Linked DNA regions of Mus musculus: all the other regions are linked to region 6. The links are chromatin loops, found by intact Hi-C in ENCODE. Cell type or tissue: left cerebral cortex. All regions are shown on one strand.

Region 1 (4,000 bases), 89 kb after region 6:
CCTCCTCCTCCACTTTTTCTTAAGACTGGGGGTCACCATAAGCAGCTAAGTTCAAGTCAGGCAAGCCTTTTTGTCTGTTCCCAGAGCCCCAAGAGCTGAGCTGTCACTACTAAACAGGTACCACCAGCCCAGATTGCATCTGGTAACTGATGTAAAGACTGCTGGCCTGCCTTCCTTTCAAGGCAGCCCCTCTTCCTGCTCACAGCAGCAACTGCCACCCATGGAAGCTTAGAGCTCAAGGCCTTTCTTCCCTCCCCCTCCTCCTCATACCCCTCTCCTCTCCTCCCATCTTCCTCCTCCTCTTCCTCCTCTTCTTCCTCCCCCTCCTCTTCCTCCTCCTCTTCCCTCTTCCTTCCCTCTCCCTCCTCCTCTTCCTCCTCCTCTTACCTCCTTCCTCCTCCTCCTCCTTCTCCCACTCCTCTTCAGGGTCTCTTTTTGCAACTGTCTTATCATATCTCTAGATGTCTCACTATATATGGAGCCAGTAGGGTTTTCTGGACCCAGAGTGCCAGAAGAGACCCAGAACTGCTCTCCTGTGATCTTGATCCTAGGCAGAGGCCACATGCCAGGATAACAGGCTAAGGGAGTTTGAGACCACTGGGTGACATTCATGTAACTGTTTCTCATCTGGAAAATGTTCTCGTTGGGCCTAACAACCCCAGCATTGGAGATTCAAGCATCTTTGTTTCTGAAGTGACTTCAGTTGTCACCCAGAAGATGACATGAAGGAGGAGGGAGTCAGTTGTTGAGAGACAGCACCTCTCTCCCTGTAGTGAGGGATAGATGGTCTGTTTGGGGGCTATGCCTGCTGTTTCTTCCTGCTTTGGGACCACTGGCCAGGTTCCCCAGCCCTTGGCCTTCACAATTCTTTCCCTAGAAGTTCTGGAGTGGGGTCCAGTCTGCAAGGGACCACAGTGCTTCTCTCATAGGCTATGAGTTCCCAGAGGATGGTTTTCCTCTGCTGGTGTCTTAGTCAGGGTTTCTAATCCTGCACAAACATCATGGCCAAGAAGCTAGTTGGGGAGGAAAGGGTTTATTCAGCTTACACGTTCCACATTGCTCTTGATCACCAAAGGAAGTCAGGACTGGAGGAACTCAAGCAGATCAGGAGCTGATGCAGAGGCCATGAAGAGATATTACTTACTGGCTTGCTTCCCCTGGCTTGCTCAGTTTGCTTTCTTATAGAACCCAAGACTACCAGCCCAGGGATGGCACCACCCACAATGGGCTGGTCCCTCTACTTGATCACTAATTGAGAAAATGCCTTACAGCTGGATCTCATGGAAGCATATCCTCCAGGGAGGCTCCTTTCTCTGTGATAACTCCAGCTTGTGTCAAGATGACACACAAAATCAGCCAGTACAGATGGGAACCTCACACAGGTTCCTGGCCCTTGTTCAGAACCGGCCAAGGCAGGTACTTAGAGCAGTTTAGAACATCCTTGCCTTGCCTGATGGCGGATATCCTCCAGCAGAGAGTGAGCCCCCGCTTTCCTTTGCTCATAGGACTTGCGCTGGGGTTGCTGGTGTGCGGTGGTGGCCATGGTGTGTCCCCAGGCAGCCTCTGAGTAAGGCACCACTTTAACCTCTCCACCTCCTGTTGTTCTTACCAACAGAACTTTCCAGAGTGCAGGCAGGAAGGGCGGAGGATGCTCACAAAGGGCACTGCCTGGATTGCTGTCTACAGAGGCTCGGCTCCCTCTGATGTTTTGAACCCAGGGGAATCACTGGCAAGAATTATTTCAGCTCCCAAGAAGGGGACTTGGCGACAGGTGACTTGTCTCGCAGATTGCTGAGGTGCTAATGAGTGCTAATTATAATCTGAATCGCCTTGCCAAGGCAATCTGTCCTGCTGGGGCAGGCGGGGACCAGTCTCAGGGAGTGAGTGGGTAGCTTTGGGGGATGGGTGTCTCTGTGTCTTGGTGCTGGCTTGGGGGATGTCCCTGTTCAGACGTGTTCTTGTATTCTAAGGGGAGAAGAGACATTCACACCTTGGAAAGCCAGGCGAGGTGAGGTGGGACCGACGGTGGCAAGGCCAGCAATAGCTTCTTCCTTTTTCTACAGACACAGAAGGAGCTGTGCGGGCAGAGAGGCCCAGCAGGGTTGCCATGGGAACGCCTCCTGATTGGAAAGGGATTCTATTGGGGTGCGAAGGACAGAAGGAGGCACCCTGAATCCTGTCTACCTCACCCATTCCCTCCCTCAGCCTGGGACCAACTCCAAGGCAGGCAGCCTCAGGCTTGCCCAGGCTTCTGGAGGGCTGGAGAAGGAATTGGAATTGACATTGAATTCCATGTATGCTGGAGCCTGGTCTCTATTCCACGGCAGACAGTAGGTGAGGGTTTAGCTTGAATGTGACTCCCCTAAAAGTCTGGACCAAGTTTTCTGAGCTTATAGCCTGAACTACCAAGATGGGAAATGGACCTACACAGGGTGGGTGATCCACCCATATAGTCTGCTCTAACATAGATGTGTGCTCTGGGAATCAGTGACAGCGTCTTTGTCAGATAGAGACACTGAAGCTCGGAGAGCTTGAGACAAGTGTTTGAGGCTACGAGGGGACCAAGAAGAGGCACAGCTGGTGAGAAAGGTGAGAAAGGGCTTGTAGTCATGGCTGAAGACTACATACAAGTGGCCTCCTATGACCAAAAGTGAGCAAAGACAGGGATCAGAAGCACATTGCACAAAGGCAGACGTGGGCTCCAAGCCTGCCAAGTTTGGCAGGTGGAGTGGAGGCCAGCTCTACTCCACTTTGGTGAAGAGAACCAGGGGTCAGCTGTGGGAAAGGACTCACCTTGGTCAAAGGCCAGAAGAAATGACCTATTTCCAATAGGCAAGCTGTGGAATCAGGTTCCCAGCAACAGATATACAGAAAGCCAGGCATGGTGGCACGAGACTACATTCCTAACACTGGGGAGGCAGAAGCCAGAGGATCAAGGAGCTCAAAGGCATCCTTAGCTATAGAGGGAGTTCAAGTCTAGCTTGGACTGTAAGAGACCCCTGTCTCCCAACAGCAACCAAGCAAGCAAATGGATGGAGAAGGAAATACGGGGCCTACACACAATGGAGATTTACTGAGTCTCCAAGAGGAACGGGATGATGCCATTTACAGGTAACTAGGAGGAGATCACATCAGTGAAGTCAGGCAGCCTCGGAAAGACGGACACTACACTTTCCCACCTGGTATGCAGGGTGCTGGTTAGTTTTCTTCAACTTTACACAAACTACAGTCACCTGGGGAGAAGGACCCTCCATTGAGGAGGTGCCTCCATCAGATGTGCCTGTCTATAGCGCATTTTCTCCTCCTTCCTTCCTTCCTTCCTTCCTTCCTTCCTTCCTTCCTTCCTTCCTTCCTTCTCCCTCTCTCTCTCTCTTATTATTATTATTGGTTTTGTTTTTTAAGAGGGAGAAAGAACATGAAGTTGGCAGTGCATTGTCTTTGATTAATGGCTAATGTGGGAGGCCCTAGCCTACTATAGATGATACAGCTCCCTGAACAGGTAGTCCTAGTGCTGTGTGCTATGTAGGAAAGGTTGCTGAGGCTCCTGCTTTAATGCCTGTGTTCAGGTCCTGCCCTGATTTACTGCTTTGGCTTCACTCAGTGATGAGCTACCAGGAATGAGTGAAAATAAATCCTTTCCTCTCCTAAGTTGGTTTTGGTCAGTATTTTATCACAGAATAAAAAGCAAAAGAAGGACATGCAGGGTGTGTGTGTATGTGTGTGTGTGTGTGTGTGTGTGTGTGTGTGTGTGTACATATGTAACATGAAAACAGAAGGGGGACTTTTGGGGGGTAGGACAAGATGGGGTAGGAGAAGGCTGTGGAGGATATGAATATCAGTAAAGTATTATGCTATCTTGATTTTGAACATGAAATTATATATGAAACTCTCATAATGAAACACATAAAATTAGTAAAATAGTTAATTTAGACAAAGGGGGGAATTATTCCCTTCTGTGCTTCACCAACTCTGGCTCTTCACAACCAACATTATGGCAGGA
Region 2 (4,000 bases), 180 kb after region 6:
CTTCCTTCCTTCCTTCCTTCCTCCCTCCCTCCCTCCCTTCCTTTCATATTTATTTATTTTATTTTATGTATGTGAGTATACTGTAGCTGTACAGATGGTTGTGAGCCTCCATATGGTTGTTAGGAATTGAATTTTAGGACCTCTGCTTGTTCTGATCAACCCTACTTGCTCTGGTTGACCCCCTGCTTGCTCAGTCCCTGCTTGCTCTGGCCCAAAGATTTATTTATTTATTATTATACATCTATATTTATATATTTATATTATTATTAGAAGTACACTGTAGCTGTCTTCAGGCACACCAGAAGAGGGTGTCAGATCTCATTACAGATGGTTGTGAGCCACCATGTGGTTGCTGGGATTTGAACTCAGGACCTTTGGAAGAGCAGTCAGTGCTCTTACCTGCTGAGCAATCTCACCAGTCTCAGAATCTTTTCTAATGTTAAATTGGCAAGAGGTGGATAAACCTTCTGTGATGTCAGGAGGTGGAGACAAAAGCAAAGCACAGTTTGAGGACAAGCTTACAAGACAGGAGCCATGGGCCCTCCATGTTTAAAGAGGACAATCCCACAGAACAGGAACAAATTAAAAACCCCTAAGTCACTAGGAGAAAGTCCACTGAAGAGATGGGGAAGCGGAGAGAAGGGCAGTGGAAAAGACAAAGACAGAGATATACAAATTGAGAAAAACGGTAAACAAGGGCCTAGGGGAACACCAAATGCAATTGTCTTAAATAACTAAAAGCAAATGTAAGCAGGTAGCACAATGAAAGTCCATTTTTAAAACAGCACAAGAAGGCTCAGAAATGAAATCTCTGATAGTCTCCAAAGGCTATAACTGTCCTCACATTCCAGCTAAATGCAGAAAGAGGCCAGCTGGCAAAACCCAGTGCTGAGCCACAAGCCAGGCTCACAGGCACCGGCACTCCCCTTGTGAGCGAGGCCAGCCCACAGCATGATGCCCATCCCCTGCTTCCCTCAGCTTTTCACATAGGCACCCGGCTCATCTTGAGCTCAGTGGAGCCTTCCCATCTCTCTGGTACACACCGCAGTCACTCAATCTCAGGCTAGCCTCAAGAACTCACTTAAATGGCAAGTTCTTACATCTGTCTCCCTGTGCACATGAATTCCTCAAGAGGGCACTATGCCAAATCCATTTCTACATTCTCACTGTCTAGAACACCAGCTGGTGCAGAGCAGATGGCAAATACATACTTAAACTAGAGTTCAGGTCCCTGCCATGGTTACAGAACAGTGTGGTAGCTCCTATCTGGAGAACTGAGTAGAAATGGCCTCTTTCCAACTGCTACCCAGCAGTAACACAGACTTGAGTTAAACATCACAGCATGGGAGACTCGATGCCATTCTCCTACTAAAATATAACAGTATGAAATTAAATTCTACCAAAATAAGATAAGCTTTGAAAGAAAGAGATGCCAGATAATTACTTCAAAACTGATTTTTTTTCTGGTATTTAATAATATAACTCTGATCCTTTGCTGCCAGGAAAAGCAAACAATTAGCCATGCCAAAGGCTGACAATGCTGTAGATGTATGCTAGGCAGTTCCATCTTTTTTGCTCCCTCAGAAATGGAAGGGGCTAGTTTAACACTTGAAATAAAAACTTTCCCATTTTCCCAAACTAATGACAGCTACAGAGATAGAAACTTTACAGTGTCAAAATTACTTGGGTTTTCATTAGATTCTGACATGCAATAGAAATGTGAAACATGCACTCATTCACCAAAAGCTAACATGCCCAAACCAGCAGAAGGTAAATACAAATCTTATTCCTCTGCAGTAGAAAAAAAGAAACCCAACACACTACAGGATTGAATAATCTTTCCATTTTTGTGTCCTTGCCTCTGCCTCTCTTTCACACTGACAAATTGATATGCACTCAAGAATGCCCCTGATCACTTCGATATGAGTTTTTAATTATTTTTGTTAGTAAAATTCCCCAGATCATATGCTAATGTTTTAATTTTTTTCTATAAAAGCCGAATTGAAATTCTGATAAACCCTAGATACTGGCTGAACAAGGTAAGGACATGTGCACAGATCATGCAAAGGGAACAAAGGAAGGAAGACTGGCTATAGTCACCATGGTGGCCATTTTCCTCCTATCAGGGACAAACAGGACCTCTAGATCCATGCCTCTGTGTGTGTGTGTGTGTGTGTGTGTGTGTGTGTGTGTGTGTGTGTGTGTTTTCCTCTTAACTTTCAGGTGCTGTAAGAAAAAAACTAAACAAGCTAAAAACCAAGCCTGCTACATGTGCACTCGAAGGCCGGACGTTAGCATCAGGTGTCCTCCTCCATCACTCTCCACCTTGTCTTCTGGGACAGTTTCTCACTGAACCTGGAGTTCAGCAGTTTGACTCAACTGGCAGTAGGGTAGCACGAGGAAGCACAAACCATGGACCCCTGGCATGCAGCAGTAACAGCAACAGATGGCTCCTGCAGTTCCTGTAAGTCTCCCTTTTAAAGCATGCCATGCCCCTCCCACACAAGAACAAGCTGACTACGCCTATTACAAAACAGAAAAGGAGGAGTCCTGAAGTCCAACAATAAAACATCGGCAGTGCTTTAGCTTTTTTGGCAGTACCAGGGATTGAATGTAGGGCCCTACACAGGCGAGGTAGATGGTCTACCATGGAGCTACCACGGCAGCCTTCCTCTTTGCCTTAAAAAAAAAAAAAAAAAGGTACAGCTGCAACAAACGAAATCTCTGAATGTATCCTCAAGATAGGAATTTTAATTTCACTTTCTGTAGCAGGAACTGTAAGTTCAAGAAACTAATGGTGACAGCTTGATTTATGAATTTTGACATATTTCTTGAACTTGGATTATATTACAAAGAAGTGGAATTCTAAGCGAGCCAGATCTTGTCTATACACTCAATCATCAAATCAATACGCTGTAACTCTGAGAGCATACAACGCAGGCAGGAGGACACAGACCTGAGACTGAAAAGTTCCTCCAGGGCTGGTGGCTCAAGAAGTAAGGGCGCCTGCTTGTACATGACGGACGAACTCCATTTGTAGAATCCACACGGGTAAAGGACAGACCTGACTGACAAAAGCTGTCCTCTTTTGTCAGTTTGTCCACAGTTTAAATGTCCACTTAATGTGTATGTGGGCACACATTAAATAAATGAGTAAGTGTGTGTGTGTGTGGGGGGGGGTGTCCTTCTATACGTTAAGACTGTCCTGGAACACATTTTAGAATAGATATAGAAAATACTTCTCCTCTTCAGTGGATAATGCCAAGAGAAAAATTCAACTATAAAAGCATTCGTGGTAGACCTGACAAGAAAAAAAAGTACTCTCATCCCAAGGGAAATTTTCTTACATGCTTTCAGTACTTTCCCCAAACAAGCCCCACCTAGAAAGAAAAGGCATCAAGATTCCTTTACTTAGTAAATTCCTATGGCATGTTATCTACAATTTCCATTTAAATATATATATCTGAGAGTCAGCAACATGGCTCAGTGGGTAAAAGAACTTGCCACCAAACCTAAGTTCAAAACCCAGAACCCACATAGTAGAAAGAGAACCAACTCCTACAAGTGGTCTGACTTCCATACTCACGCCATAACATGCATACATAGACACACATACCACCCACTCCTGCACAAAAATAAATGTAATAAAACTTTTTAAGCCATATAGTTGGGAGATGATAAATTAACTAGATCGATAACCTGAGAGGAAGGCTCAGGTCCATGAAGAGTCTAAGTAGTGTATCAGATCCTGTCACATTCAGTCCTTTGGACCCCACAGCAAGTACAGCAGTCTCCATTTGAAGCAAGGAAGCTGAGAACAGAACTGATGGCACTACAGTCAGTGGGTGGTTGACCAAGGAGCCACTTTGTGTTCACAGAATTTTAGTTATGTCTGCACTACTGCAAGCCACTGCCTGTTGTAAGGACTGAAAAATAGCAGCAACAGAACACAGCTTACTTTGTAGCGCTGAGAGACTAGGCACAGTCACAGGACAGTCAC
Region 3 (4,000 bases), 320 kb after region 6:
TGTAGGGAGTGTCCACAAGGGTTGTGGCTTCGACAGGCAGGTATTCATCCAGCCCAGTGAGCAGGCAGGTGCCCCGGCATGACCATATACAGGCCCATGTCCATTGCCAGAGACACAGGAACCTCTTGAGCTTGGATGGGAACAGCAGGTGGCAGGCCCACTTAGTCCTGAACCATGCTTTTGCTGATGGCCAAGCCTTGGGGGTATTGCATAAAGTGTAGCCTGAAGTGTCGGAAGATACCCAGCCCCATGGTTTGTGGTTGCATAGTCTTACAAGGTCATTGGACTCTATTCCCTCCTTTGCCCAAGGGGAGCTTCCTGACCTGTTCCCAGGAGTCACATTTGCAAGGACTGAACAAGAACACGGGGGCGAGAGTGTGCAGTGGTGGCAAGAAGCCATGACTGCTAAGCTCCAGAGTTGCTTTATGTTGGGCCAAAACTCAGAAAACTCTATCCCCACAGTGGTCAGGACTGGAGCCATGTTGGGGGGGGGGGCGGGGGCGGTTTACTTCTGGGAGGGACATTTCCAGGTACACAGAGATGTTTCTGGGCAGAAAAGGGAGAAGGAATTTGGCTATAGGCAATCTCAGGGTAAATGTTCCAAGCAGAGAACTGGGAGCCTAAGACAAGAAGTCGGAAAGCAGAACCCAATCACAAACACAGCCTTCGTCCCCACTCAGGGCAACCGGCCCCACCTGGTCTCCCTCTCCACCCGGCAGGTGATGTGTGCACCAGATGGAACGCCCTGCGAACTTGCTGAGGAGTGGAAAAAGGCTGGGCCACTCAGTCGGCAGAGAGATGAGCCCCAGGAATTTCCGAAGGGCTGGGGTTCCACCCCCATGCCGCCCAAGCCTAGAATTCCAAAGATCAGGGCACCCATGACCAGGCGCGGCGAGGGGGACGCTCATTCCCCACGGCCTCGGCTGCATTCCATTCCCGAGCCGCCCACTGCCTGCAGGTTACCTGTGGTCACTCGTCACCCCTGGAGCCATCTCATGGCCAGCTGGGCCCCGGAATCACTAAGAAAAGACTAAGACTGACACACAAGTGGCCTTTGTTTCTTCTTCTGTGGAAGTGGCTGGGAAAGATGAGGCCTTCTGGCTCTATCACAAGCAGGACTTTCTGATGTAGCAGACAGGAAGCCAAAAAGCAGACGCACCCAAGACTGTTCTGTCTGGGGTGCAGCCATGACCCGCTCACTGGGACTCATCTCTGCCCAGTTTCCCAGCTTTAGACCACTCCAGGAACGATTTAGCTGAGAAGAGATGTGGAAAGAGGGAGGGCCCGTTCCTGAGAGAGCTGGGGTGGGCTACGGAGGCTCGATGCAACCCTGCAGGCTCACATCTCAGTATATTGATGGCCCAGTGCTCTCTTCTGGGGAAAGGTGAGCATGGGAGTGGGGGGCAGTATCTATCTCTATAAACACAGGTCAGCCAGGGCCAGTAACTCAAGTGTTCAGAAGTAACAGAGAGCAAGCAAACTGGAAGGTTCTACGGTTATAATCACAGCGGCCCAGGCTGTGTCACATGATAGCAATAGGTCACTCACAGGGCAAGCTCTAGGGGGCTTCTGCTGGCCAATGACAGGGTACTCATCTCTCATCCACACTTGAAGCAGGACAAACCGTTACCACACCCCCACCCGACCCCCGACATAGACACAACACCTCCCCTCATCCATAGCTGAAGGTGAGACTTAGGACGGCTGGCGGCCGGGCTGCATGCCCTCTCCTTGGAATCTCAGAGAGGGCTGCTGAACCATTAATTGTAATTAACTAATTATCCTTGCTGCCAAACAGCGGAGGAGGAGGCCGGGGGTGGTGAGCCCCCAAATGACTCAGCCATGTTTACAACATGCAAACCCATTTAAGAGCTTGTAAAGTTGCTATAAATGGCTCTTTGGCAACAGGAGAATAACGATTCCCTTTCTCTAGCTGCCAGTTTAGCAACTGTCGGGGTTGAAGAAACAGCCTGGATGGAGGTTTTGGAGATCCAACAGCGCCACCTGGAGGCCAAACTCATGGTTCGGCTCCAATCCAGATCTCACAGGCCTGAGACTAGAATAAAAGGAAAAACTGATGTATGTGTGTGTGTGTCTGTGTGTGTGTGTGTGGGGGGGGGGGGGGGGGATTATCACCCAGTTTCTCAAATGCTTCAAAATGTTCAGAGTGTAAATCTAAGTCAGAAGTGGCAGATAAGACCGTTTTCCATCACCATGAATAAAAGTTACTTAAAGCACTGGAGAGATGGCTCAGCAGTTAAGAGGACTCACTGCTCTCAGAGGTCCTGAGTTCAATTTCCAGAAACCACTTGGAGGCTCACAACGATCTGTAACGGGATCTGATGCCCTCTTCTAGTGTGTCTGAAGATAGCTACAGTGATTTATTTATCATATAAATAAAATAAATAAATCAGTACTACTACTAACAATAATAATAAGTTACTTAAAGACCATCTGGGGGCCGGTGAGACGGCTCAGTGGTTAAGAACACCAACTGCTCTTCCGAAGGTCCTGAGTTCAAATCCCAGCAACCACATGGTGGCTCACAACCATCTGTAACGTGATCTGACTCCTTCTTCTGGAGTGTCTGAAGACAGCTACAGTGTACTTACATATAATAAATAAATAAATAAACCTTAAAAAAAAAAAGACCGTTCTGATGAGCTACTGTGACAAAGGTCACAAAGTGGAATGACCCGCTGGGTGCAGTCATGACCCACCGGGCATTGGTGACATCATACCAAGACTCAACTCTGCCCAGCTTCCCAGCTTAGTCCACTCCAGGAGCAATTTAGCTGAGAACAGCAGATATGGAAATGGCCTCTGAGAGCGTTCAGGGCGAGCAGGTCCTACTGAAGGCCCACAGACAGCAACAGGGACCACAGTCCTCTCTACAGAGACCGTGTGGCTTCCAGGCTTCCCTCCCATCTCCCCTGTGGGTGTTTACCAGCCCCTGTCCCGGTGTCTGGCGAATCCTCTCCACTTCCTCTTCACCAAGCCCACATGAAACCAACACAGAAGGTTGCTCTGTCCCTGCCTCCTTTGTGCTTCTGGGACACCGACTGTCCTGGGGGGTTCTTACCCACTGACACCTGGGGAGGGGTGACAAGTGGCTGGAGATTGCACACTAAGCCAAGGTAGTTAGTTGCATGGCTGGGACTAGATATGGGGTCTTCTGAAGTCCAGTTTGCTTATCTTCTCACGGCGCCATGGGAACAGCAGACAGACCAGCTCCCACTGAGCAAGGCTTACAGCCTGGCTGGGGCACGGCCTTCTAAATCCAGCTATGAGAGGCAGGATCTATTTTGCCCACCTACTTGGTAAGTGGGAAGACTGAGGCTGACAGAGTTTACAGGAGAGTCAGTGGTACGGCCGGGGTGGATCCCCGGGGGAGTCTTTCACACTAGGCTCCCCAGACTTGATTGAGTAGGAGCTGCTGGCTAGGACCTGGCAGCCAGGTAGAACTGGCCTCTGATGGGAGTGAGGAGGGTGCAGATGACCTTGGTCAATGCCCTGGGCATCTCAAGGGTCACTCACCCACAGTCATGCCGTCCTCATAGCGCTTGATGATATCAAAGGAGTCTCGAAGGTTCCCTTCTGTGATGTCGAAGATGATGTCGGCCTGGTTGGCGGGGTACAGCGGTGTGACAGCCCTCAGAAAGATGATCTCTGCAGCAAGGATGATGGCATGAGAACACTGTAGCACTGGCGCAGCCCTCCACTCCACTCCACTCCACTCCACTCCACTCCACTCCACCCCCCTCCTCCCCAGAGACTTGCCCCCCCTTCCTCGACCCAAACACAACGAGGATTCACTCCTAAGGCAACATGGCTGAAATCACCAACCCCCTCCCCTGTGTGGAAGGGTAGAGTCCTAGCCCTCACATCATAGCCAATCTGTTTCATCAGTGGGGAAACTGAGGCAGTTTGACAATTCTTATCTGCCCTGAGGTCATGGGGCCAGCTGGCAGCGTGGACTCAGCTGGGCTGTGGTGGATGT
Region 4 (4,000 bases), 120 kb after region 6:
AAGGCTCAGGGGGCTAAGTGCTTTACTCAAGGCTACTCAGCTAATAACAAGTGCAGCTGTGAATCGGACATTGTGATTGTGAAATCTAAAATCTTCATGGTTTCCTTTGTGTTGTGTCTTGGGCAACACAGCAGCCTATTCTGCCACAGTTAATTTCCATGCTCCCAGGAAAAACAGCCACATGTTTTTCTCACTCATTCTTATCCAGTTAATTATACCGATTAGTTGTTAACATCTACTGCTGTGTGACCTTGGACCATTTTAGCGAGTACGCTGACTCAAGCTCTTATTCCTATAAGCAAGCTCTTTCTATGATTACCTGTTTCCGTCCTCAAAGGCTCTGGAGAGGTGGGCCGCGCTATGATCCAGGTCTGCAGAGTTGAGAATCACAGACTACTCGTGCAATCTGTTTCAGTGTCTGCTGGTGACAGAGCAGGACCCTAGCTCCTAGCTAACAGGGGACCCAAGCTCTGGCTCTAGTGATGGAGAGCAAGCACCACACACACACACCAGTAAACAAAGGACGCAAGTCAAGGTCTTAAAACAGAGAAAGAAGACAACAGTTGGCTTGGATATGGTGGCACATGCCTTCAATCCCAGCACTTGAAGGTGGATCTGTGAGTTCAAGACCAGTCTAGACTACATAGTGAGTTCTGGGCCAGCCAGGGTACATGTTGAGACCCTGTCTCAAAAAAAAAAAAATTAGCAAATACTTAAAAAAAAACCCAAATCTAGTCATACTCATGGATTTTCTATGGCTATGAGAAGAGTGTGACAGTGATGAAGGAGTTAACAGTATAGCCACACATGGACAGAAAAGGCTTGGCTTAAAAATTCATATATACTGTAGACAACAAATCAAACTTGTATAGTTAAACAGGATGTAGCAGTTGATCTACAAATAAGTATGTAAACGTGTGTAGAGGGGAGAACAAGCATTGTGCCAGAGGAAAACGACCCCAGAACTTTGAAAGCAAGAAGAGAGGCTGACAGGGGCTGAGGGATCAGAACCTTGGACAGCACCGAGCGGCCTTTTGGCTCCCTCAATGGACTCTATACTCTCTGGGATTCTGGGACCATTCCTCAGCCTCTCTCTCTGCCTTTAGACACCTGACTGACTCGATGCTCTACAGAGAAAAGCCTGCTATGTGCAAAACCTACGATGATGGGATCATTTCTAAACAGGTTTTCCTCATGCAGAAATTACTGGCTGACATCTTTTAAGTTTTTCTGTTCTTGGATAGAAATTAAAAGACTGAAAAATAAAAGAAAAACTACTACATACAATTTAAATGGCAGGTGGTGTTATGAGTCACTTCAGAGGAGGACAGATTTAAGATACACAGGCAGACATCTGAGCTTCAGCGTGCTAACGAGCAGTCTTCCTTTTATACCCTAATCATCTCTCTGTGTCTCCTTCTGCAAGAGTGTGATCTAGTGCTTCCTGAAGTGAGTGCCGTGGTCAGATTCTGAGACACTGAGCCAGTTAGGCACCTTGACATTTTGCTTTTCAATAATCCCCAAGCAACCATGAGACACATGGACAACTTCTAACGGGACAGCCCTAAAATTGTGAAAACACGTTTTAAAGTCTCTCCTATGATAGGAGAGCGCTCTGCAAATACTTGGCCTTACTACCAAGTCGAGAATCCTTTCTTTTCTATCTGTGAAAATGAAGTAGACCAGAAGCTTTGTCAGTTTGCTCTTGAAAAAAATATGGTCACAAAACTATTCTTTTTAGCTTTACAAATTTTGTGGGGCTACCCTGCTTCCCACCCCCACAAAGGGCTGATTGAGGTGGCAAATTAATCCTCTATAGGGTGTAAAACAAGGTTCTGGGAAGCCCCAAGCCCTCTGGTGGAGCACAGGGAAGCTGTTGTGTTCAGCCCTTCATCTCCAGGGAATCAAAAGGAGCCACAATGCAGTCATCAGCATGTTTTCACTCTGGCAAGCCCCACACTTCCTATTTAGAGCACACAGCCATACCCGATTCTGCATTCTCACAAGGCTCCTTTTATTGATTTGTGTTTGTTATTATATGGTGCATACCGACATGTTTGTGTGACTCCACTGGTGTGTACACACCCATTGAGAGGAAAGAAGAATGTCCGTTGTAAACTTGTTAAAAGGAGAAAGGGCCCCCCGCTGCTTTCCCTTTGGCCAGACCGCTATAGAGAAAGGATTTTAACTCTTGGTGCCCCAGAAGGGAATGGCTTCTTTGTGAATTTTACATTTTGCAATGGCTGAACATCTCAAATGCATCCTAACTGCTCTAGGCTTCCAATCTGATGTTTCATAACAGACAGTGAGCTACATATGGGGAAACTGTTACTTCATCAATAGCTCAAGCCATTCTTGGAACACAAGGTAATTGGACATAAAGAAACTTACAAGAACTCGACTTTGGGATAGTATTTTCATGAAGCTTTTGGATGGTTCTTTACTGGCTTCACTTCGGGAGTATAAACATGAGTGTGATGTCTCTGGATAGTTTAGTTCTGAACAAGCTTGTTCAGGAAAATAATGGTAAGCCCTCTACAACATGGCCCATCAGATCAAGGTGATTTTATTAGTGATTCAGGTAGCTACAGAGTCCAGTGCCTTCTATAATCCAGTTTTACCTGCTACAAAAATAGAACTAAAGCTCGATACCAATATATCCTCGCTCCTCCAGATTAGCTTGTCTCTGTGACAGCCACACTTTTAAGCAGAAGAGGCTATGGACGCCCCGTTCACATGAGGCACAGCACACTAGAGGCACTGCACATCAAAAAAAGTACAATATTCCTTTCTGTGTCAGGCAGCATGGATATGGGCAAGATGTCAGCATCACTTTTAAGGAATTCTTAACTCTAAGTCCACCTGGGATGCAAACAGTTAAGTGGCCACATGGTCTCTCACCCATTCTCACGGCCTTTCTAAGACAGGGCTCTGTGACAACGCAGTGCATGGAATGAAGAGGGTGGGTTCTCAAATTAATTAACTGGAAATGAGTCATGTCAATGTTTTGGAAAGGCAGAAGGGGAGAAAAGAGATTGGTAGAATTAATCACAGTGAGAAACTTACTTCAAGTGCCCGCCAGAGTTCAGAAATCCAATGAGAAGCAGAGAATCAAAGGGATGAAGCACACTTGCCATCTGAAAGGGCGTGCAGAATCCAATCAAGGGTCCCAGTCTTTGCCGAGTGAGGGCTGTGCCCACAGAGACGTTTATTACTACAACAGTAAGCACAATGTATATGACGGGAAAGCGAGTTCTACCCAGAGGGACAAAGGTGAGGCAGACAGTAACACTTACTGCAAAGAAATAAAGAAAACGTCCACTTGTAGCTTACACTCATTTACTCTAAAGGATTAGGAGGCTCCCTCATCTGTACCCTACATGTCCAATACTTGTGATTTCATACACTGCAGAGATGAGAGGTCCGTGAGATGGAATCTGAATGTGTTCATATGAAGATGGCATTCACTATGGAAAAAAAACAGAAACAGCATCATAGGTACAGCACATCTATTTACAAGAACCATCAGACAAAGGAGAAATCAGAGCTCTGCAGGTATCATGGTACTGGGGGACTGGGAAGATCCTTAAAGGACGCATGCATCAGCACACAAACTCTTGCAGTGACCTCTGCTCCTTACAGGAAAGTCTCGTTCTGGTCAGGAACTTGTTTCTGCCATGAATACACTTCAGCATCTTTTGTATGTCATGCTCTGCATGAGTTGTAGTTTTAAGCAAATGGCATCATAAAGTCTGCCCAAAAAGTTATCTGCAGTGCTATTCAGCTCTGTCAGTAACCGTGTCAGAAGGCAGCTTCTCTAGTCTTCCATGTTCCCTACTGAGACCTCTCACTTCCAAGTCACAGAGATGCAGGGGCAGCTTTCTGGGAGGGACTGAGGACAGCTTACAGAGGGTACTTACAGGCGGGGGGATGTCATTATTAGACTTCAGAATCAGTTTATCCCCACTCTTTTCAATTTCAAAGCCCATTTTCTTCAGTA
Region 5 (4,000 bases), 270 kb after region 6:
TTCTTCTTCTTCCTCTTCTTCTTCTTCTTCCTCTTCTTCTTCTTCTTCTTCTTCTTCTTCTTCTTCTTCTTCTTCTTCTTCTTCTTCTTCTTCTTCTGTTTTTCAAGACAGGGTTTCTCTCTATAGCCCTGGCTGTCCTGAAACTCACTTTGTAGACCAGGCTGGCCTCGAACTCAGAAATCCGCCTGCCTCTGCCTCCGGTGTGCTGGGATTAAAGGTGTGCGCCACCACCGTCCGGCAGAAATAAACTTCTTAAAAGGCTCCATGGATGAGGAGATTCACTCTTGGGGAAAGTTAATATACACCATCTCTTTCTCTTTCCCTACAATTTCCACGATAACCAGTGTGATTTCCTCTTTGTCTCCTTCTCCCTCCTCCCCTATCCTTCCTTATCTCTCTTTTCTCCATCCCTCCCTACTCCTTCTCCTTCTCTTCCCCCTCATCTTCCCCCTCCTCTTCCTCTCCTCTTTCCCCTCCTCTCCCTCCTCTCCCTCCTCCTCCTCTTCCTCCTCCTCCTCTTCCTCCTCCTCCTCTTCCTCCTCTTCCTCCTCTTCCTTCTCCTCCTCTTCCTCTTTCTTCTCCTCCTCTCCCTCCTCCTCTTCTCCTTCCTAAGACAGATTCTCATTATGCAGCCCAAGCAGTCTGGAACTTGGGGTCCCCTGCCTCTGGGATTACAGATATGCACCACCCTGTCTGTCTGTCCCAGCTTCTTACAACAAATATCCTGCCCACGTGGAACCTCCAAGCTGGGCTCGAGGAGCAAACTCTCCCTCAGAGGCTGCCTCACTCCTGCCATTCAGCCCATCCAAGTGGCTGAGCAGGGCCCCACCTTCAAGCACTGGCATCTTTGCCTGGAGCACTGCCCAATCCTGTGTCCCAGGCACATCCCTGACAGGCCCTGTCTGGCTTTAAGAGGTACAGATGGACAGTGGTCAGTGTCCCCCTCAGTGGGAGGGGGAGGGGCAGACACGTTCTGTGACGTGTTTGCCATGAGGCTAGTGTTTCATATGTTAGCCACTGTCATTACCACAGGTTTCCCCACCCCACTGCCACCAACTACATGGTCATCTCTGTCCTCTGCCACCTTAGGAGAGTGACATGACTCAGTGGCCTTGTCTAGACTCCCCCAAGGATGAACGCCAGCCCAGAATGACTATCCCCATCTTCGGGTGCTTTCCAACTTGGTTTTTCATTGTTTCTCTTTTCACACGCATAGCCAACACCACACAGACAGCACCCCAGATAAACAATGTTAAGTAATTGATGGGTTGCCCCTCCTCGTCCCCCCTTGAGACTTCTGGGAGAGATGTTTGTACATGACCCGGGATGAACGGAAGCAGACTGGATGGGGAGGGGATTGGAGTCCCCAGCTACTCCCCTAGAGCCAAGAGGCCTTTGCTCCACACTGGCGTCTCTTGTCTCTGCCTCCAAGCGACAGTGCACGCCTTGCCCTGCACCAGAGTGTCCTGTGTCTTTCCCCTGTGCCCCGACAAAGCCTGTGCCACGACAAAGCCTGTGCCACAGTGTAAATCGACACTGCCCCCCAGCCTCTCCAGGCAGCTCCTGCACCCAGTCTGACTTTATCATCTTGGGCATTACAACACCTTGTTTCTTTTATGGTCACAGCCACTCTAGTTTTGAATATTTTCTTATCTCTGTCATCTGTTTACTTTGCTCTGTTCAATGACATTTAGCCAAAACATTTTGCACTCTGCTGTCTTCAGGGAATACAGAGGTTGCAGAGACTCGGGGTGTCAACCTAGAAGGCATGACAGACCAAGGCAGGCAGGCAGAGGTGGTTGGCAGGTACCACACCTGGAGATCAGGAGCTGAGACACTTTTTTTTTCCCTGTGGCAGGGACACAAGGAGGCCACAAGAGCCCAGAGCAGCACCAGGCCTCCTCTTCTGTCTCAGAGGCTCAGAGTGGGTCCTTTCTAAGGAATGCTAGGTGTTTTCTACCTCGGAGGTAGCATCATTGTAAAGTGAACATGTTACAGGGAAAGGGGTCCCCCAAAGAAGGGAAAACCTGCTGGGGAGACCAAGCAGGGAAGACAGACAGAAGCATGACTGTCTGCAATGGAGAATTCCGAAATGTGCTGGAGGCAGCTCAAAATAAAAATAAAAATAAAAATAAACTACCAATCTGAAGAAAGCTACACACTGCCCGGAGCACAACAAGCAGCCATTGGAGGCCACAGAGTGCCACCTGGTGGCCATCAGGGGAAATGCTTTGTGTAGGTCTCTGGGTCCACGTCAAGTCCCAGACACTGGTTGGAAGTCTCTAGGGTCCATCGAGAAGTGGAGAGAGAGGGGGCGGGGAGGTGGAGGGGAGGGAGAAGGGGAGAGGAGGGGGAGGGGGAGAGGGAGAGGGAGAGGGAGTTCTGCCCCATAATTCTCTGTGGATTTTCTCCCTCTGCCAGCCCCCAGACCACCACCACACACACCCCTTTCTCTACTCCTAGCAGAGATTCACAGCCATCCGAAAGCCCAGCTCTCAGCTCCGGATTGTGCTGGCGGTAGTGCTCACAGAGAAAAGATTCTAGTTCGAGCTAACCACAAAAGTCTGGGCTAGGAATGTCTCCCTGCTCCTTCTCAAAGTCGGCTTCTCTTCTGTGGTATCCCGTTTGTTTTTGCGCCGACTTCTGTTTTTCATGCAGCCCCTAAGAAGGGCTTTCTCATTCCTTGGCAAACACGGCTAAGTGTCCCTGCCTCCTCATTCTTTAGGGTGGGATCTCTAAACCAGGCCAATTTTACCCTGGACAACCCTTGACAATGTCTGAAGAAGACCTTCTGGGCCGTCACACCTGGTGGAGGGAAGCCGCTGCTGACCCCTAGTGAGAAGAAGCAGGTGATTCAATGTCAAGGCCCACACACCAGCCGTGCCAAGGTCACCAGGGAGAATCCTAGCTGTCTCAGGAACCAGGACCCTTCTAGAAATCTGCTTCCTTAGTCTGTTATAGGACCACAGTACCATATCTGTCTACCTACAGCTCTGACTGCAGTTTTGACTCAGCAGCTACCTGGCTATCCTGGGCTTCTTACGGTCAATCCATCCTCCCTCGGTGTTTCTGGGCAAAGAACTTGGGTCCAGTTAAGAGACACACATCACACCGCAAAACCAGTATCATCCTTTACACGTACACATTTGTATTGAGCGGATTTGATTTTAAACGATGATTATTATATAACGTTCCCCCCCAGCTATCCCTTTTAACAAAGAAACGGTAAAGGCTTGCTAAAGCCCCGAGTAGCAGGCAGAACAAAGAGAAAAATACTCTTGTCAAGTCAAATATGAAAGGCCTAGCGCCCCTAATTATATCTTGGAAGGGATGCTTTGTCCTGGTGACACTCGGGCTGGCTTTGGGCCAGCTCAGGTTTCCCCCTTGAAGATTTTTAGGAAGTTTCATGATATGGAGACATTGTTGAAAAAAAACCCAACTGCTTAACTTCTGCTGAGCAATCTGCTGCAGAGATCAAACCGGCTCCTGCCACTTAGGCGGCTGAGAGCACCACTGGTTATCTCTGGCAAAACGAGCTTGCAATTTTAACCCCGGGCTGCTCAGAGAAGTCAGGCCACTCTGCCTGCTTTCCACCGGCTTTTTGTGTGTGATGTTTCCAAAGGGTCCCCAAGGAAGCTTGCTTCAGAGGTATGGACTGATTCCTGATAGCCGTCGTTCTGCATTCACATTGATTATTAAAGGAGTGAAAAATATTGTTTTTTTTCTTTTGTTACAAAGAAAGTGGTAAGAAAGGCAGCTCCCTCCCTCCCTCTTTCTATCTCTCCCTTATTCCCCCCTCTCTTCCTTCCCTCCTGCCACCTCTCTCTCTTCTGTCTGTGTGTGTCTGTCTGTCTGTCTGTCTGTCTCTTTCTCTCTCAGACAGAACCTTGCACCATACACTCTGCCACCAAGCTATATCCCCACCCCCAATTCAGTTCCAGACACAAAACTCTGAAGCAGCCCATGGGTTACTCTTGTCCTGTTGTAATTTCAAAATTTT
Region 6 (4,000 bases):
AGAATGCAAAAGCAGGTAGAACTCACAAAGGTGAGTTCAAGGCCAGCCAGGGATACATAGAGAGACCCTGTCTCAAATAAAAACAAAGTTAGAGCGGTTTTATATTGTGGTATTAATATTACCATCCTATCTTAGGGACAAATGATAAAGGAAAAGTTCTAACCAAACAGCGATGTCTTTGTGTGTCAAACAGAGAAGGAACCAACCATTCTGGCCTGTTTAGTTAACTTGATACAACTTAAGAGTCATTTTGGAATAGGGAAGCTCAATGGAGAAAATGCCCCCACCAGACTGGCCTGTGGGTAAGATAATGGGGCTTTTACTTGGTCAATGATGGACGTAGGAGAACCCAGCTCACTGTGGGCAGTGCATGTATGCTCCTGGGATAGTGGTCCTGGGTGCTAGAAGAAAGCCTGCTAAGCAAACCAAGAGGAGCAAGCCAATAAGCAGCATTCCCTTCAGGACTTCCCTTCAGGATTCCTGCCTTGACTTCTTGCTCTAATCTCTTTTGATGGTTGACTGGGGAAAAAACAAAACAAAACAAACAAAACAACTTTACCAAGTTTTTTTTTGGTTATGGTGTTCATCCCAACAGAAAACCCACATAAGACACCATCCATCTATGCACTCTATGAATGTACGCATCCATCACTCCTACCCACCTGCCCATGCATCTGTGTACCCATCAATCCACTCCCCATTCATCTATGCATTCATTACCAGCACCCATGCACCATCGACCCGCATACCCATTCGTCCAGATATACATCCACCCATGACTGTTCACTCATTTTGGGGTGGATATTTCAGAAAAAAAAATCACTGTATTAGTCAGGGTTCTTTAGAGTCACAGAACTTATGGGAAGTCTCTATATAGTAAGGGAATTTGTTGATCGCTTACAGTCTGTAGTCCAGCTCCCAACAATGGTCAGCAGCAGCTGTGAATAGAAGTCCAAGGATAGAGCAGTTGCTCAGTCCCAGAAGGCAAGCAGGCCAAGGAGAGAGAGAGAGAGAGAGAGAGAGAGAGAGAGAGAGAGAGAATCTTCCTTCTTCCAATGTCCTTATATGGTCTCCAGCAGAAGGTGAGGCCCAGATTAAAGGCGTGTGTCACCACCCCTTTAATCCCAGATGACCTTGAACTCAGAGGTCTCCCTGTCTTAATCTTCTGGATTTCATAGCCACTATGCCTCAAGATCTCCATGGTCAGAAACTTGTATTTCTCAGCCTCCAGACTAGGATCATGGGTGAGCCTTCAGATTTTGGATTGTAGTCCATTCCAGATATAGTCAAGTTGACAACCAGGAATAGCCACTACAAACACCATGGAGTATAGGAATGATGATGGTGGTGGTGGTGGTGGTGGCGGCAACGACGACGACAAGGAAGCACAGGCAAGGATAGCGGAGCCTGGCTGAACCCACAGATAACCAGGTCCTCAAACTGTCCTGGCTCTGGAGCCTTCTGTCTTCTTCATACCAATCCCAACCTAGCCCTTCGGAGAGAAGCTTCCCGGTAGAAGCAAGTCCCCACCGTATCCCACAGACAGATGTGGGGGGTCTTGGAGCTAAGCTTTAACCCATCTTCTTCAAGCTGCAAGGTCAAATGACGGGTAGGAGGCCCTCTGTGATTCTAGGTCTCCTAGGACGCCTGGGCGGTGCTGCTTCCCACCTGCTGTCGGCAGGGGGCAGCACGTCGCTGTGTTACAGACCCTATGCAGTACTTCAGACAACCCTGCATTCTGTTTTGGGGAAACTAAGGCCTAGAAGCAGGTCGGGTCCCATCTACCAATAGAATTACCCACTTTTCTCTGACATAACCCTCCTAGAGAATCCCAAGGCCAACCCTATCTTGGGCCTCCCGATCTGACAGGTCTGGAGATGGGCTAGGAATCTTAAGACCCCAGGATTGTTTGGTGTTTGTTTGTTTGTTTGTTTGTTTGCAGGGAGGAGGAGGCACGCGTGGATGCTGTTGCTATTCCAGCCCCGATGCAGCCACATAAATATTTTGTCTCACTAACAGACCCCAAGACAGGGGTTGTTGGTGGGGACGGTGGAATAGCCCCCAGACTCCAAGGCAAAGTGAGGAATCCCTAACCATTTCAAGTCCAGCTCTTGTGGCAAGCGTTGCTCCCTGTCGCCACGGGATGGCAGCATCCACCTGCCAAGCTACCAGGCTGTTCTGCTTGCTCCCAGCCACCTGGCCCAGCTCAGCTCCCTGCCTACCAAGTTGTGCGACATCCAGAGTTCTTGGTTTCAGGGGACAGTGGTGTGGGACTGCAACTACCGTTTGACATCTGTGCCTTAGTTTCCCTGCTTGTGATGTCCAAATTCTCCTTTCTAAAGAGTCCTCCAACTCAAAACGATCTGCACAGCTGCACCTGCCGGCTTCTGGACCTGGGGTTCAGGAGCGACTCTCTCTCTCCCGGGTCGGGTCGTGGCAAAAGTTCAGAGGATTTGGAGAGATTAAGAGGGGATTAGGGGCAGGGACGGTAGCTTTTGAGCTCGAGGTTCCGGGCTGAGGACAGCGCCCCCTCATACCCCTCCTCATTTCCACACCAGGCAATTGGGTGTTGGCCAGTTTAAAGACGAGCGCCCTCCGAGTTCATCCCCTTGTCATAAGGGCGCCATTTGATGCTGCTGTCCGGGGCTGTAGACGCTTGAAAACCTGGCACACACCCCCCACCCACCCACCATGTGTCTGGTTACTAGCTGGTCCGCTGTGCTAAGACAGACCTAGCTGTGACAGGCAGTGTCCCTGTCACCCATTTATCCAGGATAGGATCAAGCGAGACACACCACAGGATGTGCCAGGCACCTAGGCCAGTCTGACTTCCCACTTTAGCGGTTCAACAAGAATCAGATCTGACACCCGCCCGCATCGGACAGGCCTGCAGAGTGAGACAGAATCCTCAGACTGGGACTCTCCAAGGATGCCTTTCTGAGTCTCTCTGTCATGGTGCCACTTTTAATGCTGGGCAGGCTGGTGTGTCTACCAGTCTCAAGTCCCACGCTCTGCTTGCGCTCTGCAGTGCCGGGCACTGGAACGAGTTTTCCCCGAGTTTGTTGGGCAGGTAACAATGCCTGATCCGGAGTTGTGGCCCTGGAAGCACCCACGTAGGTAACGTCTAGGGGAAAGATGTCTGCACATAGAAAGGAGATGGTGGTGGGTGGTCTCTCTCTCTTTAACTAGAAACTGGAAACCAAGTGACCACCAAGCCCTGAGCGGGTAGTTTCTTAGCCCCCGCCCCTACCCCCACCTTCACTGTCTCTGAGGAGCGCAGGTGTCTCTTTGGAGCCGCACCCTCTCCCCTCCCTCCCCTCTTCCCACGCAGTCCTGGGAGGGCGATCGGAAGGGAGCTGGCCTGGGGAGGGGGGGCGAGGGGTTAGATGCGTTCGTGTGTCACGGGGGAGGGAGGAGAAAAGGGAGGGGAGAGCCAGGGAGCGCGCGCGAGAGAGCGCGCTGCGAGCGAGGAGGGCGGGCGGGAGGCGGATCCTCCTACCTGGGGCGCGCTCGCCTGCTCGCGGCTCGCTTGCCGGGGCCGCGAGTCACCTGGGGAGGCGGACAAGTGCGGACACATTGGCCGCCCCGGCGCACCGCGAGGCGCGCACGGCCCCAGGCGGCTAAGCCCAGTGGAGGCAGCGCCCGCCCGCTGCTCCTGGCCCCGGCCTGCGCTCGCAGAGTCCCACGGTCACTCCGCTGGGCTCCGAGGTCGCGGTTCCCCGCCCGGGTCACTCCCCCGGGCGCACGCGGCGGCTGCGGCGCCCTGGGCTCACCATGGTGGCAACGCGTGCCGGGTGCCCACGCGTCGCCCGCCTCCCGAGCCGAAGCGCCGGCTGAGCGTGGTCCTACCGCAGCTCCCTGGCTCCTGCCCGGCCCCTGCCCACCCGCGCGTCCCCTCCGGCCGCAGCTGTCTATGGCGCAGCCCCCCTCCCTGGATCATGCACAGAAACTTTCGAAAGTGGATCTTTTACGTGTTTCTCTGCTTTGGCGTCCTCTACGT
Region 7 (4,000 bases), 190 kb after region 6:
ACACAACCAAAGCTTGGTTCCTGATCTCAACAGGCTGGAAGGAGAGAACTGCTCCTCCTGAGTTGTCCTATGACCTCCATACTCCTGCAGGCACATACACATGCCACACCTTACAGGACCAAATAAATAAATTAGTAAGGAAATGATTACAAAATTTGGAAAGGCTAAAAAGAAAAACACACCCAGTAAATCTACCTGTATTCAAATGGAAGGAGAAACAGCCACATGTGTGGAAAAGCCACGCTAGACAACAGTGCACTCACCACTGTGAAAAGGAAACGAAGCAACGTAAGGGTCGAACACACAAGGAAAGCCTTTGTACAAAACAAACTGATACACAAATGGCTCTGCAGAACAGAGGAGGGAGCTGGGCAAACCAGAAACTTCTTAACTTTGTTTCACTGACATCAGCTAAAGAACTGTTTACAGAAAAGTGAAATATGAGCAAAAGTAAAAGGGCAAAACCATGATCCTTATCAGTCCGTGCAATCAGAGATACCATTCTTACTCATTCCATGGGCTCATACTAATTGCTACTGCAGAAAGTTGCTTAATATGTGGCTGCAAGAACCAAATGACTACAAACCCCGCCACCTAACAACAATTCTGATTTGCACAGGAATCAGGAAATAGAAACTTTCAAAGGAAAGGCGAGGCTCAGGATGAGTAACTAAGAGTCAGTAAACTCAACCTTAGCCTATGCCAAAACAGACTACGTTTGTGTCAAACCTGGAAATGGGCATATAAAGTACAGCAAAGGCCAGCATGGACGCTCAACACTCAGCTACTTCTGCAAAGAGCATATGAAGAAAGCCTCAGGGTTTCAACCTACACAGAAAAAAAACCCTCGACAAACACAGCTATTTTCAGTCAGTCTTCTGAAAATGTTATTAATTGCATTAACTGTCTTGCCTTCCTAAGAAATCACTGGTGGCACCCGTGCTGGCCAGTGGCTGGCAGAGGCACGGCAGAGAGAGAGCCCTGATGTGCACTCACTAACTTCCACGATAACCCTGACAACCAACCGAAAGTCAGGCCATAGATACCTAGATATGAACGAACAACAGACTCTCGGCAGTCAGCATCACCCAGCTCCAGCCTAGGACTGAGAACATGGTATACTGGACAAGGGTCTCCTTCAAGCCTATTGTAGCTTTTCATCCCCACTTCTATCTCAGAGTATAGTAATGCAAATGTGCATGCTTCCTCCTCCCTTACAGGAACTACTATTTGAAGGGAAAATCGAGGCTGGAGCAATGGATCAGTGGGCGAGAGCTTATGCGAGCTTGAGGGCCTGAGTTTGATTCCTTGGTGCCATGTGAAAACACTGCCTGTGCCTAGAACCCAGCACTGAGGGAGAGACAGGAGACCCAGAGTGATCCAAAGCCCATCAGCCGAGCCAAAAGGCAAGCTACCAGTTCAATACGCCACCCTGCTTCAGACAGTAAGATGGAAAGCACTAAAGGAAGACACCTGACATCCGCCCTGGCTTCTTCATATACACACATGAACATGTGCATATCCCCTGCACGCATCACACACACTCACACGCACGCACATGCACACACTCCTGCACACGTGTACAGAGAGAGAGCAGGCGTATCCCACTATAATACTAAAATTACTTTAAACACAAGTCTTGTGAACAATTTAAAGTCAGATGTGATTTAACAAATATTGAAGGATTTTTTTTTTATGTTTCCTAGAAAATTAAGTTTTAAATGTTTTTCAACCACACCTCACTGCTCCCCCTGCTGGGAACAAAAGCAATTGTCCCCAGAAAGGTAAATCAGTGCTGAGATGTCCTCTTTTCTTTTACAGGAAGAGAACTCATGTCTACCTGAAGGCAATCAAGACAATAACCAACTGGCATGGAATTCAACCACAAAGAAGGCAGTGCACTCCCACTGTGACAAAGTGTCACAAACATGACTTCAATTACGCCAGAAGTCAAGAAATTCCCAGGCTCGCACGTCACTGCCCGGAGCACACCAGGATCTCGTTTCTGCCTCGCTGCACACCTTTCCATGCTGAGGGAGGGTCCACTCTGGAGTCCAAGCTCACGCACCAAACCACTGCCAACAGCACTCCAGCATCAACTACTAAAACGTATTTAAAATCTGATTCACTGAGGTATGGTTTACATGCAATACATACCTTTAAGTATACAAAACAGAGCCTATCAAACTACACAGCTATGACTAACATTTCAACAAGTTGCCTGTGTCCCTGTGAAATTATGTTGACCCCCGACTTAAGTCCCAGCGAACACGTGACCTGTTCTCTGTCATTATCCACGAGTCTAACCTACTACTAAATCTCACAGAAATGGCGTCCTAGTCTAGCTTATCCACCTGCTCAAATGCTGCTCCAGGGTTGTCTTTCATTTGGTCCCAGAGCTGCTTCTATTCTGCTACTGAGCAGTGTCAAAGAGAGAACAATTCTGACTTTAACTCAAATAAAGGCCAAAGAAACAGTCCAAGCAGAGGTTTTCCAGTGGGATGGAAAATGGTAGGATAGAATTACTGCCAAGTAGTTTCCGTAGCCTTTAGGAGAGAAGGGGTCAAGAAAGGAGAATGTGACCAGGGTTAACTGGGGGAGGAGGTGAAATGGTGTGCGGGAGGGGTGGAGTTAGAAAGCCCCTACCCTAGGTAGGAAAAATAAACTTTTAAAAAACAGCTCAGACTTGTATTGAGAAGTTATTTGTTTGTTTTATGTTTTATTTTAAGAGATTTATTCTTTTATATGCATGAGATTTGGCCTGCCTGCTGTATGCCCTCAGAGTCCAAGATGTTACATTTCCGTAAAGCGGAATTATAGATGGTTGTCAACTGCCAGGTAGGCACTGGGAAGCTAGCTCAGGGCCTTTGTAAGAGCAGCAGGAGAGTGTGGGCACTTAACAACGATGTGACTATGTAACGTGACTACAGCACTGAAGGCGAGCAATGAATGAGCAGAAGCAGAAACAATCTCCACATCTCATTACAGGGATTACCCATCCATAAACTCATTCAGAATGTGTGTTCAATGTCTATGGAACTGACAGGCAAATGGCACAAAACCCATCTAAGTATGTGCCTTTAACACATGCCTGTGGATCTATGCTTAAAAGTATCAACAGAGTTATTTTACAAGCTATTAATGTGGGCAGGGTTCCCCCTAATCTATAGTTTCTACGTTCTCTAACAAAGCCACCTATCACTCAGAGAGTTCACTTAAAACCTTGATAGGGGCTGGAGAGATGGGTCGTCAATGAAGAGCTCTCCCAGGGGACCCTCATTCAGTCCCTAGCACTCACCTAGGTGCCCTACAGTCACCCATAACTCTCGCTCCGGAGGATCTCACACCTTCTTTTGGCCTCCACAGGCAACAAAACACACACACATAAATAAAGACAAATCTTTAATACCTTTTAAGAAAGAAATCTCATAGACATCTTGAATAAACTAGAAAACCTGTCTGCTCTTCCCCTCCAGGCCCAGATCTGTGTCCTTACCTTATCCTCGGTGTGAGGCTCTGAGGTCAACTTCAGCACGTTCCTGCACTGATCCATAAATGAGTTTGCAATCAACTCGGCATGGCGCACAAAGATAGAGATGTCATCCTTTGTCAGCTGCTCCTCACCCACTAGCTTGGCTATCACTATGTCTAACAGTGTGATCCTGAAAAACAGAGGAGTCCCACCTGAGTACATAACAAGTCTGCTGTGCAATGCTGAGAATGACAGTTTCAGAGTTACTCTCATTCTTTTTTAACCGTATTTTAATATCTAGCTAGAAAAAAGCTTTTATTAATAAAGCTGTCAATTGCCAGTTTTTAAAAAAAATTTAAGTTTCTTCTATGTGACTTAATAGCAGCAAGAACTTTTTCATATCCATCACTTTTAATATTAAAATAATTCAACATTTCATAAAGGTTGCCAATTTAAGTTTTAAGAAGTGAGCTATCAAACTTATTCACTATTTGACACTGATCCACGTACTACACACATTATCTTATT

What was found. Hi-C counts contacts between places; a loop is a spot of excess contacts. Peaks named below come from ENCODE experiments on the same cell type or tissue, not always from the same donor. Only the 100,000 strongest peaks of a DNase experiment are listed, where the experiment ranks them.
Region 1: it touches region 6 in a loop (2.3-fold over the local background); 18 of 42 quality-filtered maps call a loop at or near these places.
Region 2: a loop joins it to region 6, with 4 times the contacts of the local background. A loop is called at or near these places in 4 of 42 quality-filtered maps.
Region 3: it touches region 6 in a loop (9-fold over the local background); 31 of 42 quality-filtered maps call a loop at or near these places.
Region 4: it touches region 6 in a loop (4-fold over the local background); 21 of 42 quality-filtered maps call a loop at or near these places.
Region 5: it touches region 6 in a loop (6-fold over the local background); 38 of 42 quality-filtered maps call a loop at or near these places.
Region 7: a loop joins it to region 6, with 5 times the contacts of the local background. A loop is called at or near these places in 14 of 42 quality-filtered maps.

Annotation. Positions count from the first base shown.
Region 1 is chr15:85,492,381-85,496,380 of GRCm38, reverse strand. It overlaps 7530416G11Rik (RIKEN cDNA 7530416G11 gene), which reads left to right. Exons shown (of 5, transcript NM_001256072.1): 3 at 1,616-1,771; 4 at 2,064-2,334; 5 at 3,014-3,645. The coding sequence starts at 1,649. The coding sequence ends at 3,099. Among named protein-coding and RNA genes, the nearest start is that of 7530416G11Rik, 8.8 kb to the left of the region's middle. In left cerebral cortex, no CTCF peak of the experiment used is centred here; DNase peaks (open chromatin) are centred at 1,887 and 2,077; H3K27ac peaks cover 1,595 bases.
Region 2 is chr15:85,400,569-85,404,568 of GRCm38, reverse strand. The region is part of intron 9 of Atxn10 (ataxin 10); the gene reads right to left. Among named protein-coding and RNA genes, the nearest start is that of Gm23517, 51 kb to the right of the region's middle. In left cerebral cortex, no CTCF peak of the experiment used is centred here; DNase peaks (open chromatin) are centred at 1,167 and 2,485; H3K27ac peaks cover 1,264 bases.
Region 3 is chr15:85,264,919-85,268,918 of GRCm38, reverse strand. It overlaps Fbln1 (fibulin 1), which reads right to left. Exons shown (of 17, transcript NM_010180.2): 16 at 3,538-3,669. Among named protein-coding and RNA genes, the nearest start is that of Gm34337, 46 kb to the left of the region's middle. In left cerebral cortex, a CTCF peak has its summit at 1,990 (motif pointing left); a DNase peak (open chromatin) is centred at 1,994.
Region 4 is chr15:85,462,388-85,466,387 of GRCm38, reverse strand. It overlaps Atxn10 (ataxin 10), which reads right to left. Exons shown (of 12, transcript NM_016843.4): 11 at 3,921-4,000; 12 at 2,551-3,467. The coding sequence ends at 3,465. Among named protein-coding and RNA genes, the nearest start is that of 7530416G11Rik, 39 kb to the left of the region's middle. In left cerebral cortex, a CTCF peak has its summit at 1,847; a DNase peak (open chromatin) is centred at 1,382; H3K27ac peaks cover 555 bases.
Region 5 is chr15:85,314,043-85,318,042 of GRCm38, reverse strand. No RefSeq gene overlaps it. Among named protein-coding and RNA genes, the nearest start is that of Gm34337, 3.1 kb to the right of the region's middle. In left cerebral cortex, a CTCF peak has its summit at 2,200 (motif pointing left); a DNase peak (open chromatin) is centred at 2,205.
Region 6 is chr15:85,581,389-85,585,388 of GRCm38, reverse strand. It overlaps Wnt7b (wingless-type MMTV integration site family, member 7B), which reads left to right and starts at 3,568. Exons shown (of 4, transcript NM_009528.3): 1 at 3,568-4,000. The coding sequence starts at 3,939. It overlaps AU022754 (expressed sequence AU022754), which reads right to left. Exons shown (of 5, transcript NR_040433.1): 1 at 3,972-4,000; 2 at 902-3,139. In left cerebral cortex, CTCF peaks have their summits at 1,660 (motif pointing right) and 2,145 (motif pointing right); DNase peaks (open chromatin) are centred at 1,690, 2,166, 2,849 and 2,942; H3K4me3 peaks cover 871 bases.
Region 7 is chr15:85,386,653-85,390,652 of GRCm38, reverse strand. Atxn10 (ataxin 10) reads right to left here. Exons shown (of 12, transcript NM_016843.4): 7 at 3,497-3,662. Among named protein-coding and RNA genes, the nearest start is that of Gm23517, 37 kb to the right of the region's middle. In left cerebral cortex, a CTCF peak has its summit at 1,762 (motif pointing left); a DNase peak (open chromatin) is centred at 1,827.